2 separate regions of the Homo sapiens genome follow, and region 2 is linked to region 1. Evidence: chromatin loops called from intact Hi-C (ENCODE). Cell type or tissue: endothelial cell of umbilical vein. All regions are shown on one strand. Each heading gives the region's core, and the rest is flanking DNA. Links, peaks and the distances in the headings are about the cores only.

Region 1 (7,479 bases), core at 1,157-5,156:
AATCTGCTAGTGTACTGGTATCACCTGGGAATTTCATTTTTAAAACTTTTTCTTTTTAAATTTAAACCTACAGAAAAGCTGAAAACAGTACTTCACCCAGATTCACCGGTTTTTTCGTATTTTGCTAATTTGAGATCTTTCTTGCTTTTCCGCATTTTTGGTATTATCTTTGTTCTCACATCATTTTACTTACTGAATCATTTTAAAGTAAATTACAGATATGATAACCAGATTGGATGCTGTGGTCTGACACCTATATTCCTCTTCCCTCTTTAGGACTGAACTACTAATTTTCCCCATCAGCTGAAGAGTTTTGGCAATGAACAGCTTGCAGCTGAATCCCCTTCTGGAAATTATCCTTGGCTAAAGAGACACACTTTGATGAATGTCATGTACTCTTCCCTGGGGCAGTGTACACCCAGTGACTGGCTGATGCAGTGGTATAAAGGTCTGCTCCACTTGCCCTAAATTCAGGACAACTCCGTAAAGCCATCCCAGCCCCAGAGCTCTCTGTGCCATGAGCTGAGTTCTTTGTTGTGAGAGTATCACAGCTCCCCTTTCTCCCTAATCCTACTTCCTCACTCCCTCACAAGTGTTGAGTCCTTACAAACTTGCTGAGGAACTTAACCTGGGAAAACTCTTAAATAAGTCAGTATAATTAGATTAATTATAGTATTTAAGAATTTTATATAATATAATAAGTATAATAAGAAAATTCAGAAAATTTAACATTGATGCAATATGATAATCAAATTGTCAATACCATATTTTACCAATTGTCCTAATTTGTCCTTCATGGCAATTTTATTTTTTCTAATTCAAGATCCAATCCAGACCATATATTTTATTTAGTTGTCATACTGGTTTAGTCTCTCTTAACTCTAAAAAGTTCCTCAACTTTGCTTTGCTTTGCTTTGCTTTCCCAGACACTGACATTTTCGAAGAACATAGATCAGTTATTTTGTAGGATGCCCCTCAATTTGGGTTTGTCTGATTGCTTCTTTAGGATTAGATTTAGAGTTTGGTTTTCATAATTCATCAACTGGTCATACAACTTTTTCTAATTTTTAAGGTTATACAGCTAATTCTAAAATATCTAAAAATTTCCATCATCTTTATTTGAATTACTTGGCATATGATAGGCAATCTGCTCCACTGTAACCATTTATGTTAAAGCTATGTCTTTGGATTATAATGTAATCCTTTTGGGGACACCTTAAAATAATAATTAGGTATCCAAATTTAAGGTTCTGTCACAACTACAAGGTGTTTAACTGAGGCAAGTAACTGGGTGAATAGTTATCTTCTCTGATGACTAAGTCCACTCATATAGACGTTAAGAACTATTAATGTATCACACTCCACTTCGTTGTGTAAAATTGACAAATTTCTTTTGACACTAATCACAAGATGCATCATGAATTCAGAAATATTGAAGTGTGAAGGTAATATCCATTTTATGATTGAATCATGTGCTAAATACTGCATGCATCTTATTTAATACTGCATCTCATTTAACATTCACAGCAACTTTATAAGATTGCTATTAAAAATATTCCTATTTTATGGATGAGAAAACTCAGGCTCAGGGAGGGTAAGTAACTTTTATAAGATCACATAGTGAGTAAACAGCATAGTCAATATTCAAACACAGATCTTCTATTTATTTTATACCACATATGCAATTTCTTTTCCCAGTGTAGGCTTTCCCTAATATGAGTTTTATAATTCAGATTCCACACTCTCATTTAAAAATTCTGGGGTATCTACACTACTGTATGCTCCCAAATTCCTTAAGTACCAACTAGAGCTCTGAAACTACGTTAAACATTTTGAAGAACAGAAAAAAATCTGATAGAAGCATATCAACTTTCAAGAAATGTGCAACCTTAAATAATTTACAAATGTGAATGAGCAAAAAATACAAATCACCATTAAAGTACTAAATTGTACAGGGCTGTCCTACAGAAGTGCAGAGAAAAAAAATGACCTTTAGCCAGAATAATCATTGAAGTCTATACGAAAAATTGTCGTTCCAAACAATTTTCAGTAATTTGCAGCCAGTTAGTAAATGACTTTGTTAATGAGGACAACTGACAATAATAGTAAGAAACCAATAGTTCCCTTGCAAGGAAAGGGTCAAATCTATTGAACTAAAGTTGTCACAGGTTGAGTTCCTTGGCAAATTTATAAGGACCCAACACTTATGAGGGAGTGAGGAAGTAGGACTAGGTAGAGAGGGGAGCTGTGATACTCTCATAACAAAGAACTCAGCTCATGGCACAGCGAGTTCTGGGGCTGGGATGGCTTTACGGAATTGTCCTGAATTTGCAGCAAGTGGAACAGACCTTTATAGCACTGCATCAGCCAGTCACTGGGTGTGATTGTCACTTTAGGGAAACTGGGTATCTGGAGAGAAAAAGCCAAACATTTAGACTTTATTATCATCTGAATTCCCCATCCTCCTAATTCATATGCTGAAGTTCTAACCCCTAGTACCTCAGAATATGACCATATTTGAAAATAGGGCCTTTAAAGAGGTAATTAAGTTAAAATGAGGTTATTAGAGTAGACCCTAAGCACGGGGTCCTTACAAGAAGAGGAAATTTGGACACAGATTTGTGCAGAGGGACTTGCACAGATGGAAGACCATGTGAAAACACTGGGAGAAGAATGTCATCTACAAGCCAAGGAGAGAGGGCTGGAACGTATCTTTCCCTCAATGTCCAAAACAGGAACCAACCCTGCCTACACCTTGATCTCAGCCTTCTAGCCTTCAGCACTGTGAGATGATACCTTCTTTCATTTAAGCCACCCAGTCTATGGTACTTCGTTATGGCAGCCTTAGCAAACTAATACGGATTCCTCATCAGGTTCAGATTTTGCTAAATAAAATGTGTTTGTGAGGGTGGTACAAGCAACAGTGATATATTTCTTTAAGTATTTTCCCCCAGCCAAATTCCAACAAGACAATAATGTCTAATGCACTGTCTGGTGAATCGGAAAATCTCCTGAATGAAATAAGAGCCTCTAATACCCAAAAGGGAATGAAGTGAGTCATCACCACAGCCTGTGAATGAAAATAACTGCTCTGAGAAAACACATGTAAAAAATGACACCATGTGGATTAAATAGGGAAACACAAGTATATCCAGATAAATTGGGTGTTTTCCCTGTACCAATTACAGCTATTCTATAAATCCCAGATTATAAATCTTCATTCTTGCCTTTCTCTTGATCCTTCTCAGCTAGTTTGTCATGAAATATTATTTCTTTCTTTCTTATGTCTTTATATGGTAATCCGGTTCGACCATAAAAACAAAAATCTTGGAAGCACTATTCTTTTGTTTGAAGAAAAGATTTGGCCCAACTAAGGTTCTGTTATTTCAAGTAATATTTGATCACAAATTCTATCAAAACATCAGCTGACCCAATCTCATGCCCTCGAATCCACCCATTTTGCTACCAGTTAGTTTTTAGAATGTAGCTCTGATTGGTCCCTTTCCATGTTTAAAGACTACCATTAGTCACCCACCAGCTATTGACTGAAGCCCAAAGTCCTTGATCTGGCAGAACCTTCACAGCCTAGAATCAGTTCTGCATTTTCAGACTGTAGTCATCCTCCACCCCACCACCATATACTCTGCTTGCTAATAGGTGGCTATGCTTCATTCTCCAGACACTGTTCCATAGCATGTACGTATGACACTATCATTGCACATTATGTTTATGATAGGTAATATGTCTGACTTTATCATCATATTATACTCACCTTGGAGTCTAAGACCTGGTCTTCCACTTTCTTCAGTATCACCAGTGGCAGTGGCACAGGAGTAGTAACATTCAATCATTTTTCACCTTCTCAGAGAGGCCTTCACTTAATTCCTTAGCTAGGATAATAATTCTCTCTCCCCACACCTTGTCCTGCTTTATTTTTCTTCTTGGCACTATCAACATCAGACATATGACATATATTTTCAGGGTCACGTATTTTATAATCTCTCTCTTCCCACTTGAAAATAAATTCCAAAAAGTCAGGACTTTGGCCCATTCACTGTTCTATCCTCAGTGCCTAGATATGTGGCATACAAGAGACACTCAATAAATATTTTCTGAATAAGTGAATTCATTCAGCAAATATTTATTGGCAGTTTACTATGTGCCATGAAATATTATAGAAACCAGCAATCCAGCAGTGAACCAACAAAGGCCTTTCTCTCGTGGAACTCAATACTCTCTGGAAGAAGGCAAAAGCAAAAATAAGAAAACAAAAATCTCATTTTATATAACTTCAGATAGTGCTAGTAGGTATGCAATTACTATTTCTGTAATTGAATAGAACTTACACTGATTCAGGATTCACAAATATTTTGTGAATAACTTAATTTTTTTCAGGTATTACCAAAAGTAATATATGAATTAATTTATTTTTGGAACTAAAGTCAATACAAGAATAAACTGTAAAAGAAAGCATCATAACATAATACCCCTGTAGCAATAAAAATAATGTATTTTAAAAGATAGAATTTTCAAATGTGTTACATAAAACAAGACAAAATAAAGTTTCATTAGAAGCATAGCACAGGGACACTTTTATGAAGCATATAACATCAGAAGCAGTAGAAAGCAGCTTTGACTAAGTCTTTTGATATGACACATATAAAGGGATAAAACTGGGGAGAATTTTTGTTTGTAAAATATATTAGCACTGCTTAATAAGAATAATCGTCGATTTATATAGTACTCGGAAATCCATTAATGCAAGTGATATTACAGATTGGCATACATCTTACTATCTTCAAAAAAAATCCAAACTTTGCCACAGCATTATTTGGTACCTGATATGTCAAGCCCTATATCTGTTGTCATTCTGAACTGGAAATCTAGTCTTTTATGTGGCCAAAGATATTTAGTGGTATTTTAGGATTTTAAAAAAATACTGAGCCCTAGTTATAATAGAAAAAATTCTATAACATGACTTATTAACTTGAAGTCCTCCACTTCTGATTAGCCTGGTCCAGAGGTAAAGGAGTACGAAGAGCCACCTAAAAAGCATAGTGTTTGGGAATGTGGATTGGTGACTCATATTTGGACTTCATTAATAAGAGAGGTTGGGTTCCCTAGGGAGAAAGGACTGTTATCAAAAGCTACTAGAGGCTAGAGAGTCAGAGAATCTCTTTAATAAAATATGAAAGGTGAGGAAATATAAGTAACTCTATAATCTAAATGTAACGTGGCATAAACACTTAATTCTGAACTTGTATAACTGAAATATATAGCATCTGTAAAGACCATGTTTCCAAAATTTTGTATAAGTTTCATAGAATAATGTTGAATTGATATTATTATTTTTAGCATACTAAATTTTAAGCTGGTTAATGCCAAATTCCAAGATTTTTACATTTTAATTTTATTCCTAAAGGAAAGGAAAAAGAAGAAATTCTTGAAACTTCAATAATTAATATTATTTCTACTACTTCCTTCAAATTTTGTCACAATAAAAAAATCACAGAAGCAGGAAAACAATTTTTAAAAGCAGCTCAAGGCAATTAATCATTTGAAATACAACTACTTCAAGGAAAGTCAGGACAAACCAAAATCCATCTTGGCTCATGAAAAAACAAAACCTTATTGTTTGCAAATGTCTTGAGAGACCTCTTGAGAGATCTTTATTTTTTTCTATGAGAGTACAAATAATAAATAAATATTTTTAAATGAAAATGGGTAAAAGTTTTGAGAATTTGTATTTAATACTTAGTATACCACCTTGATGTAACTACCATTTATTTATTTGTTTCCCCTCTCCCTGATTCATTTCTGTTGAGACAGATCAAAACTTCTCGAAGTTGACTAGTTTCACATGGAAGCTAGAAGACCAAATACAGGACTATACCCATAAAGAAGAGTCACCTGGCATGAGAAGGTGAAACTCATGATTACTCTACAAGTCTTCAACATGTAGTTACCTTCCATTATTTATTAATATTATTCCCACCAAAAGAGAACTCTGATCCAGTTATTCAGTGTGCCGTACTGGCTTGGAAACATTCAATACTCCCCATCACCACTACAAGCACTACAGAGATCCAAAGATTCTCACCCCTTCCAACATCCTTAACCAAAAGACATATTCAGAAACAGGAAATAACAAAAGTTTCATACTCTCTCTTTTTTATTGAGACCTCTGAAGACCTCCCACCCACCCTCACAAACACTCACACACCCATGACTAGAATTACAGTTGTTATTTCAATGGGAAGAAATGACGCGGGGCAGGAAATGAGAATCTGTTAGATGAGAAGAGCAGTCTTCTCATCCTAATATTTGAGACATTCCTCTTTCATTTTCCTATGACTCATGCTTCTTTCTTTCTGGCATCTTGTTGGAGGAGGAGGAGGAGGTGGGCAAACCCAGTGTTTTGACCAAAAAAAAAAAAATCTTAATACCAAAAGCAATAGAAAATTCCAAGAAATGTATGGAGAAAACAAGGGCTATTGGTCTAAAAATCTATAGTTAGTACAAACTGACACTGGGTAACTGGGTAGCTTCAAGTAGTCTCAGTTAACAGAATTCATGTTTGTATTGTAAAAAGGAAAGATCTAGAAAATCTGATTTAAACTAAACAATAAACTTCAAAAATAAAAGCAAATTTGTCTGTTTCTGAGATAGGGTTTTGGAGAATGATGTTCTAACATTTGTTTGTAATGGAAAAATAAGAACTAACTAGATTTGTAAATATGCGCTGACCTGACAAAAAACTCTAATGAATGGCTTATAACAGACATGGAAAGTTATGGTTGAGAAAATTTTTTTCAAAAAGAACATAACAGGGAGCAGAGAACGAAATTTAATTTTGGAAGAGTAAAATTTGCCATTTGGAGATCATTCACTCATTCAACAAGTATTTAATGAGTTCCTACCATGTACCAGACACAAACTAGGTCTTGGTTTTATGGTGGTGGGGAAAAAAAATGTCATGATCTTTACTCTTTGGCACTAATTTTTTAATACTGAAGAATAAATTTGAATGAGTATCCTTGGGGCTGTGGTGTATTAGTCCATTTTTACACTGCTAATAAAAAATCCTAGAAGAAAACCTAGGCAATACCATTCAGGACATAGGCATGGGCAAGGACTTCATGTCTAAAACACCAAAAGCAATGGCAACAAAAGCCAAAATTGACAAATGGGATCTAACTAAACTAAAGAGCTTCTGCACAGCAAAAGAAACTACCATCAGAGTGAACAGGCAAACTACAGAATGGGAGAAAATTTTCACAACCTACTCATCTGACAAAGGGCTGATATCCAGAATCTACAATGAACTCAAACAAATTTACAAGAAAAATACAAACAACCCCATCAAAAAGTGGGCGAAGGGCATGAACAGACACTTCTCAAAAGAAGACATTTATGCAGCCAAAAAACACATGAAAAAATGCTCATCATCACTGGCCATCAGAGAAATGCAAATCAAAA
Region 2 (7,479 bases), core at 1,198-5,197, 90 kb before region 1:
CTTTCTGTCTTGATGGCCTGTCTAGGGCTGTCAGTGGAGTACTGAAGTCCCCCACTATTATCATGTTGGCAACTATCTCATTTCTTAGGTATAGTAGCAATTGTTTTATAAATTTGGGAGCTCCAGTGTTAGGTCCATATATATTTTGAATTGTAATATTTTCCTGTTGGACTAGTCCTCTTACCATTATACAATGTCCCTCTTTGTCTTTTTTAATGGTTGTTAAAAAGTCTGTTTTGTCTGATATAAGAATAGCTACTCCTGCTCACTTTTGGTGTCCATTTGCATGAAATATCTTTTTCCATCCCTTTATCTTAAGTTTATGTGAGTTCTTATGTGTTAGGTGAGTCTCTTGAAGACAGCAGATACTTGGTTGGTGAATTTTTATCCATTCTTCCATTATGTATCTTTTAAGTGGAGCACTCAGGCCATTTACATTCAACATCAGTATTGAGATCGTGGGGTACTATTCTATTCATCATGCTAGTTGTTGCCTGAATACCTTGGTTTTTTTTTTTTTCATTATGTTACTGTTTCATGGGTCCTGTGAGATGTATGCTTTAAGGAGGTTCTATTTTGGTGTATTTCAAGGTTTTGTTTCAAGATTTAGAGCTCCTTTTAGCAGTTCTTATAGTGCTGGCTTGATAGTGACAAATTCTCTCAGTATTTGTTTGTCTGGAAAATACCTCATCTTTCCTTCATTTATAAAGCTTAGTTTCTCTGGATACAAAATTCCTGGCCGATAGGATCCCAATCCCTTCTAGCTTGTAAGGTTTCTGCTGAGAAATCTGCTGTTAATCTGATAGGCTTTCCTTTACAGGTTACCTGATGCTTTTGTCTCACAGCTCTTAAGATTCTTTCCTTTGTCTTGACTTTAGGTAACCTGATGACTATGTGTGCAGGTGATGATTTTTTCACAATGAATTTCCCTGTTGCTCTTTGAGCTTCTTATATTTGGGTGTCTAGACCTCTAACAAGGCCAGGGAAGTTTTTCTCAATTATTCCCTCAAATACGTTTTCCAAATGTTTAGGTTTCCCATCTTCCTTGGGAACACCAATTATCCTTAGGTTTGGTTGTTTAACATAGTTCCCAAACTTCCTGGAGGTTTTGTTCATTTTTTAAAATTCTTTTTTCTTTGTCTTTGTTGGATTGGATTAATTCAAAAGCCTTGTTTTTGAGCTCTGAAGTTCTGTCTTCTACTTGTTCGATTCTATTGTTGAAAGTTTCCAGTGTATTTTGTATTTCTCGATGTGTGTCATTTCCCAAAGTTGTCCTTGTTTTTTATTTATGCTGTCTATTTCTCTGGAGACTTTTTTGTCCATATCCTGCATTTTTCAAAATTTCCTTAAGTTGGTTTTCATCTTTCTCTTATGCCTCCTTGAGTAGCTTAATAACTGGGCTTCTGAATTCTTTTTTTCTGGCAATTCAGAGATTTCTTCTGGGTTTGTATCCATTGCGGGTGAGCTAGTGTGATCTTTTGGGGGTGTTAAAGAACCCTGTTTTGTCATATTACCAGAATTATTTTTCTGGTTCCTTCGCATTTGGCTATTTCAAAGGAAAGATCTGGGGCTCAAGCGCTGCTGTCCCATGGGTACTCTCTTGATGTGCTCTCCCCCTTTCCCTAGGGATGGGGCTTCCTGGGAGCTGGATTGCAGTGATTGTCATTGCCCTTCTAGGTTTAGCCACCCAGCAGAGCTACCAGGCTCTGGACTGGTACTGGGAAGTGTCTGCAAAGAGTCCTGTGATGTGATCCATCTTCAGGTCTCTCAATCATGGTTACCAGCACCTGCTCCAGTGGAGGTAGCAGGGGAACCATGTGGACTCTGTGAGGGTCCTTGGCTGTAGTTTTGTTTAGTGCACCAGTTTTCTCAAATGCTGGTTGTGCTAGCAGCGAAGTTGTCATGTGGTCAGACTCAGGACCTCTGGTTAGCCAGGATGTGGCAGGCAGTGGAAATAGCTGTTGTTTTCTCCTTTCTTGGAGCACGGTTTTTCTTTTATGAGTTGCTGTAATGGCTTGAGTTGGTTGGCCACCAGCCAGGAGGTGGCGCTTTCAAGACAGCTTCAGCTGCAGTAGTATAGGGGGGATACAAGCTTGTCCTAAGGTCACTTGGATAAGTATTTGGGTTTCTTAGGCAATTGGCAGGGGTCATAGAGCTCCCAAGAGATTATGTCTTTTGTCTTTGGCTACGAGGGCAGGTACAGAAAGACCATTAGGTGGGGGCAGGCTTAGGCATATCTAAGCTCAGACTCCCCTTGGGAGGGGTTTGCTATGGCTGCTGTGGGAGATAGGGGTGTGGTTCTCAGGCCAATGGAGTTATGTTCCCAGGGGAATTATGGCTGCCTCTGCTGCATATACAGGTCACCAGGGAACTGGGGGAAAGCAAACAGCGACAGGCCTCACCTAATTCCCACACAGTCAGCAAGGCCAGTCTCACTCCCAGTGTGCCCCACCAAAAGTACTGAGCTTACAGCCAGGCAGCTGGTGAGCAGGGCTGATATCTTGCCTCAGGCGACAAGCCTCCTCACTGAGAGAAAGCAAGCAGGGCTTTCAGGGTTTGGCCTCCCCACCTGCCAAAGCTTCTGTGCTGCACTTCCCATTCACTGCCCCTCCACTCCTGGATATTGCCCTAGAAAATTTACATTCAGTCAAAATTATTACAAAGTTCACTGGAAGTTTCCTTTTCCTTGCGGTCTTTCCCCAATCCCACTGGCAGCCCTCCCCAAGGACACCTTGAGATAAAGTCAGAAATGGCTTCCCTAGGTACCAGGAGTGCCTACAGGGCTCTTCTTGCAGTTTCTTCTACTTTTGTGTTTCGCTTGGCTCTCTAAATCCATTTCAGCTCTAGGTAAGGTTATATCCTTCTCCCATGATCTGGATTTTCAGGTTCCCCAGTGAGGATATGTGTTTGAAGGTAGACTTTCCCCCTCTCACACTTTGGGAACTCATAGTTTTTTGGCTGCCTCATGAAGTTTGCAGTGACAAGCCACTTCTTTCAAACAGTCTGTGAATTCTTTTGGGTTTCCTGGTATGTTCCTGTGGTAGTATTAGGAGCAAAAGTTCCCGATGTGAGTTTCCACATGCTGTGCTGTCTGTCTGAGTGGGAGCACATATATGTCCTTTATTAGGTTGAGAAATGTTCTATTTCTGGACTGCTGAGAGTTCTATCAGGAATGAATTTGGACTTTGTCAAATGCATTTTCTACATCTATTCTGATGATCATACAATTTTTATTTTTAAAATGTTAATATGGTAAATTACATTGATTAATTTTCAAATACTAAACCAACTGTGCCTTCTTTCTTGGGATAACCCTTTCTTGATTATGATGCATTAACTTTTCAACATATTGTTATATTCCATTTGCTAAAATTTTTAATTTTTAAATCTGTGTTAATGAGAGATATTGGTCTGCAGTTGTCTTTTATTGTAATACCTTTGTCTAGTTTTGGTATTAGGGAAGGGTTGAACTCATGGAATGAGTTGAGAAATATTCTCTCTTTGGTTTTCTTGAGACATTTGTGTAAAATTGCTATTGTTTGCTTCTTTAATGTAGAATTCACCAGTGAAATTTTCTGAGCTTGGAATTTATTTATTTGTGCATGTGTTTGTGTGTCTGTGTCTGTGTAATATATGTAAATATAAATTCAGTGTCTTTAAAAAACATAGGGCTATCCATGTTATCTATTCTCTTGAGGGACTTTGGCAATTTTTGTCTTTCAAGGAAATTTCCCATTTCATCTAATTATCAAGCGTATTCATAAATTTGTTTTAATACTCCCATATTCTTTTAAAGTCTCTAAGATTTATAGATATGACCCTCTCTTTCCTGATATTGGTAATTTGTGCCTTTTTCTTTATTTATTTGATCAATATAGCTAGAGATTTGACAACTTCATTGATTTTCTCTAATCAAACTTTGGTTTCAGGCTACAAATTTTCTCTATTTTCCTAAATTCTATTTCATTTATTTCTGCACTTAGGATTTTTTTCCCATTACTTCTTTGCAGGGTATAACTAACTCTTATTTGTTGGTTTCTTAAGGTAGAAGCTTAGGGCATTGAAATGAAAATTTTCTCTTTTCTAATACGTGTTTAATGTAATAAATTTTCCTCAAAGCACCAATTTAGCAGTATCACACAAATTATGATATGCCTTGCGTTAGTTTTCAGTCAAATCACAATATTTTTTTTTTTTTGAGACAGAGTCTCTCTCTGTCGCCCAGGCTGGAGTGCAGTGGCGCGATCTCGGCTCACTGCAAGCTCCGCCTTCCCGGTTCACGCCATTCTCCTGCCTCAGCCTCCCGCGTAGCTGGGACTACAGGCGCCCGCCACCACGCCCGGCTAATTTTTTGTGTTTTTTAGTAGAGACGGGGTTTCACTGTGTTAGCCAGGATGGTCTCGATCTCCTGACCTCGTGATCCGCCCGCCTCGGCCTCCCAAAGTGCTGGGATTACAGGCGTGAGCCACCGCGCCCGGCCAAATCACAGTATTTTTAAATTTTCCTTATAAACTCTGCTTTGACCAATGTGTTATTTAAAAAAGATCCTGCTTAGTTTTCAAATCGTTGAACATTTTCCAAATACTTTTCTGTTACTGATTTCTAATGTGATTCCCTTGCAGTCAGATTCCACACTTTATATAATTTAAACCCTTTTGAATACTTTGAGACATTTTTAGGTAGTGAAGAATATGGTCTATTTCAGTAAATGTTCTGTGTGCACTTGAAAATAACGTTTGCCCATATTGTTGAGTGGAGACTTCTATAAATGTCAGTGAAGTCAAGATGGGCGTAGTGTTGTTTCAAGTCTTCTATTTTCTTATTTCTCCTTGTTCTACCAATTATTGAGACAAGGGTGTTGTAATCTCTGATTAATATTGTGGCTGCATATATTTTTTCAGTTCTATCAATATTTGCTTCATATTTTTAAAGTATCTGTTATTAGTTGCATACATATTTAGCTCTGTTATGTACTCTTTATGAATTGACTTATCATTATGAAATGACCTTCTTTAGCTCTAGAAATAGCACATGGCATTTACTTTGCCTGGTATTACTATAGCCACTCTAGCTTTCTTAGATTAATGTAGGCATAATATTACTGCCCTCCAGTCTTTTACTTTTAACCTACACATGTCTTTATATTTAAAGTTAGTTTCTCACAGACAGCATATAATTAGGTATCACTTTTTATCAATCTGGCAATATTTGCTTTTTAAATTGGGCTGATTAGACCATTTACATTTAATGTGATTATTGTGTATTAGCTTAGAGGCTGCCATCTTGCTATTTGATTTCAATTTGTCCATACTTTTTTATTTCCCTCTTTTGCCTTATTTTGGATTAACTGAATATTTTTATGATTCTTTGTTATCTACAGCATTGGCTATATATATTTTTTCTTTTGTTCCTTTAGTAGTTGATTTAGGGTTTAGTATAGATCTTTACATTATTATAGTCAACATTCAGTTAATATTACACCACATCTTCATAGGAAAGGAATTTTACAGCAGTATGCTATTCTGGACTTCGTACTATCACTATACATATTACTTCTACATGTGTTATATAGTTATATTGTTATTATCATTGTTTTAAATAGTATATTATCTTTTAAATTCATTTTTAAAATAAGACAAATGTTTTTATACTTAGCCTCATATTTAACATTTCCAGTGGTCTTCTATCTTTTGTATAGCTAGATTACTATCTGCCCTCATTTTACTTCTATCTGGACTTCTTTTGATATGTTTTGCAGATCTTGTCTGTTGTATTTTAGCTTTTTATGTCTGAAATAGTCATTTCTTTTTCATTATTGATAGATATTTGTGTTGGCTCTAGAATTCTTGCTTTACAGTTTTTTGTTCTTTCAGTACCTTAAAAATGTCGCTCCACTGTTTTCTGACATGCATTGTTTCCCATGTGAAATCTGTTGTCACTCTCATTTCTGTTCCTTATTACATAATATGTCTTTTTTCCTGTTTTTACTTTTAAGATTTTCTCTTCATCACTGGCTTTGAGCAGTTTATGATGTCCTGCAATTTTTTCCACTTGCATTTTGTTGAGCTTGCTTTTAATTTCTATCACATTTTTAAATGCCCTCCAACATTTCTTCAAATATTTTTCTATGATCCTTCCTAATCATCTTCTTATAGGACTCTAGTTACACATACTCAGGAAGAGACAAATGGAATTGGAGTGCAACCAAAAGTCTCTATTACTTGAATATTCTCAAACAAAAGATCCTATTCCACTTTTTTACTAGTACCTTCTTGACTTCCATAATTCACAATAGCCACTTTAAATCACACTTCTAAACATCATAGGGTATAAATAAATATTTCTACAATTGTTCCCCTTTCAGAGACTACACATCTCAGAACTACAGCTATTTTAATATAAGTGAGGTTTGGATCTCTAATTTCAGACAACTGCTTTTCTAAGCAAATAGTATTGCCCTCCACCTGAGAAGAGCGTGCAGTCACCTACTTGGATACTTACTGAAACAAACTGAAACAACTATCCTACTCTCATGTGCAGCCACAATACTGTGACTATGTGAAATTTAAAAAAAGACATAATTGATAATTAGAAAAAATACAGAGGAAGAAGTAATTAGCTCAGGCACAGATTAAGGAAGCTTGCAGAAGGCCATCAATAGAAGGGGAATCCTAAGAAGGAGTCTAAAAGATGCCCATCAGCTGGGGAAGAAGGAAAAGAATATATTGGAATAATGGAAGCAAAAGAGAGTCTGTTATAATGGGGTTACTGAAATGCTTTCAGTATTGTGAAAGAGAAAAATGGGAAGAATAGACAGAAGATTAAGGTTAGAGAGGAAAATGCCTTGTAACATGTCATATAATGCCACATATCTACAACTATCTGATCTTTGACAAACCTGACAAAAACAAGCAATGGGGAAAGGATTCCCTATTTAATAAATGGTTCTGGGAAAACTGGCTAGCCATATGTAGAAAGCTGAAACTGGATCCCTTCCTTACACCTTATACAAAAATTAATTCAAGATGGATTAAAGACTTACATGTTAGACCTAAAACCATAAAAACCCGAGAAGAAAACCTAGGCAATACCATTCAGGACATAGGCATTGGCAAGGACTTCATGTCTAAAACACCAACAGCAATGGCAACAAAAGCCAAAATTGACAAATGAGATCTAATTAAACTAAAGAGCTTCTGCACAGCAAAAGAAACCACCATTAGAGTGAACAGGCAATCTACAGAATGGGAGAAAATTTTTGCAATCTACTCATCTGACAAAGGGCTAATATCCAGAATCTACAATGAACTCAAACAAATTTACAAGAAAAAAACAAACAACCCCATCAAAAAGTGGGCAAAGGATATGAATAGACACTTCTCAAAAGAAGACATTTATGCAGCCAAAAAACAGGTGAAAAAATGCTCATCATCACTGGCCATCAGAGAAATGCAAATCAAAACCACAATGAGATACCTT

Evidence for each region. A loop is a pair of places that touch in the nucleus more often than their neighbours do. Peaks named below come from ENCODE experiments on the same cell type or tissue, not always from the same donor. Only the 100,000 strongest peaks of a DNase experiment are listed, where the experiment ranks them.
Region 2: a loop joins it to region 1, with 2.3 times the contacts of the local background. A loop is called at or near these places in 1 of 110 quality-filtered maps.

What each region holds. Positions count from the first base shown.
Region 1 is chr5:33,255,200-33,262,678 of GRCh38, forward strand. LINC02160 (long intergenic non-protein coding RNA 2160) reads left to right here. Exons shown (of 4, transcript NR_147008.1): 4 at 277-354. Among named protein-coding and RNA genes, the nearest start is that of LINC02160, 29 kb to the left of the region's middle. In endothelial cell of umbilical vein, for the core only: no CTCF peak of the experiment used is centred there; a DNase peak (open chromatin) is centred at 3,062.
Region 2 is chr5:33,164,680-33,172,158 of GRCh38, forward strand. No RefSeq gene overlaps it. Among named protein-coding and RNA genes, the nearest start is that of LINC02160, 61 kb to the right of the region's middle. In endothelial cell of umbilical vein, for the core only: no CTCF peak of the experiment used is centred there; no DNase peak of the experiment used is centred there.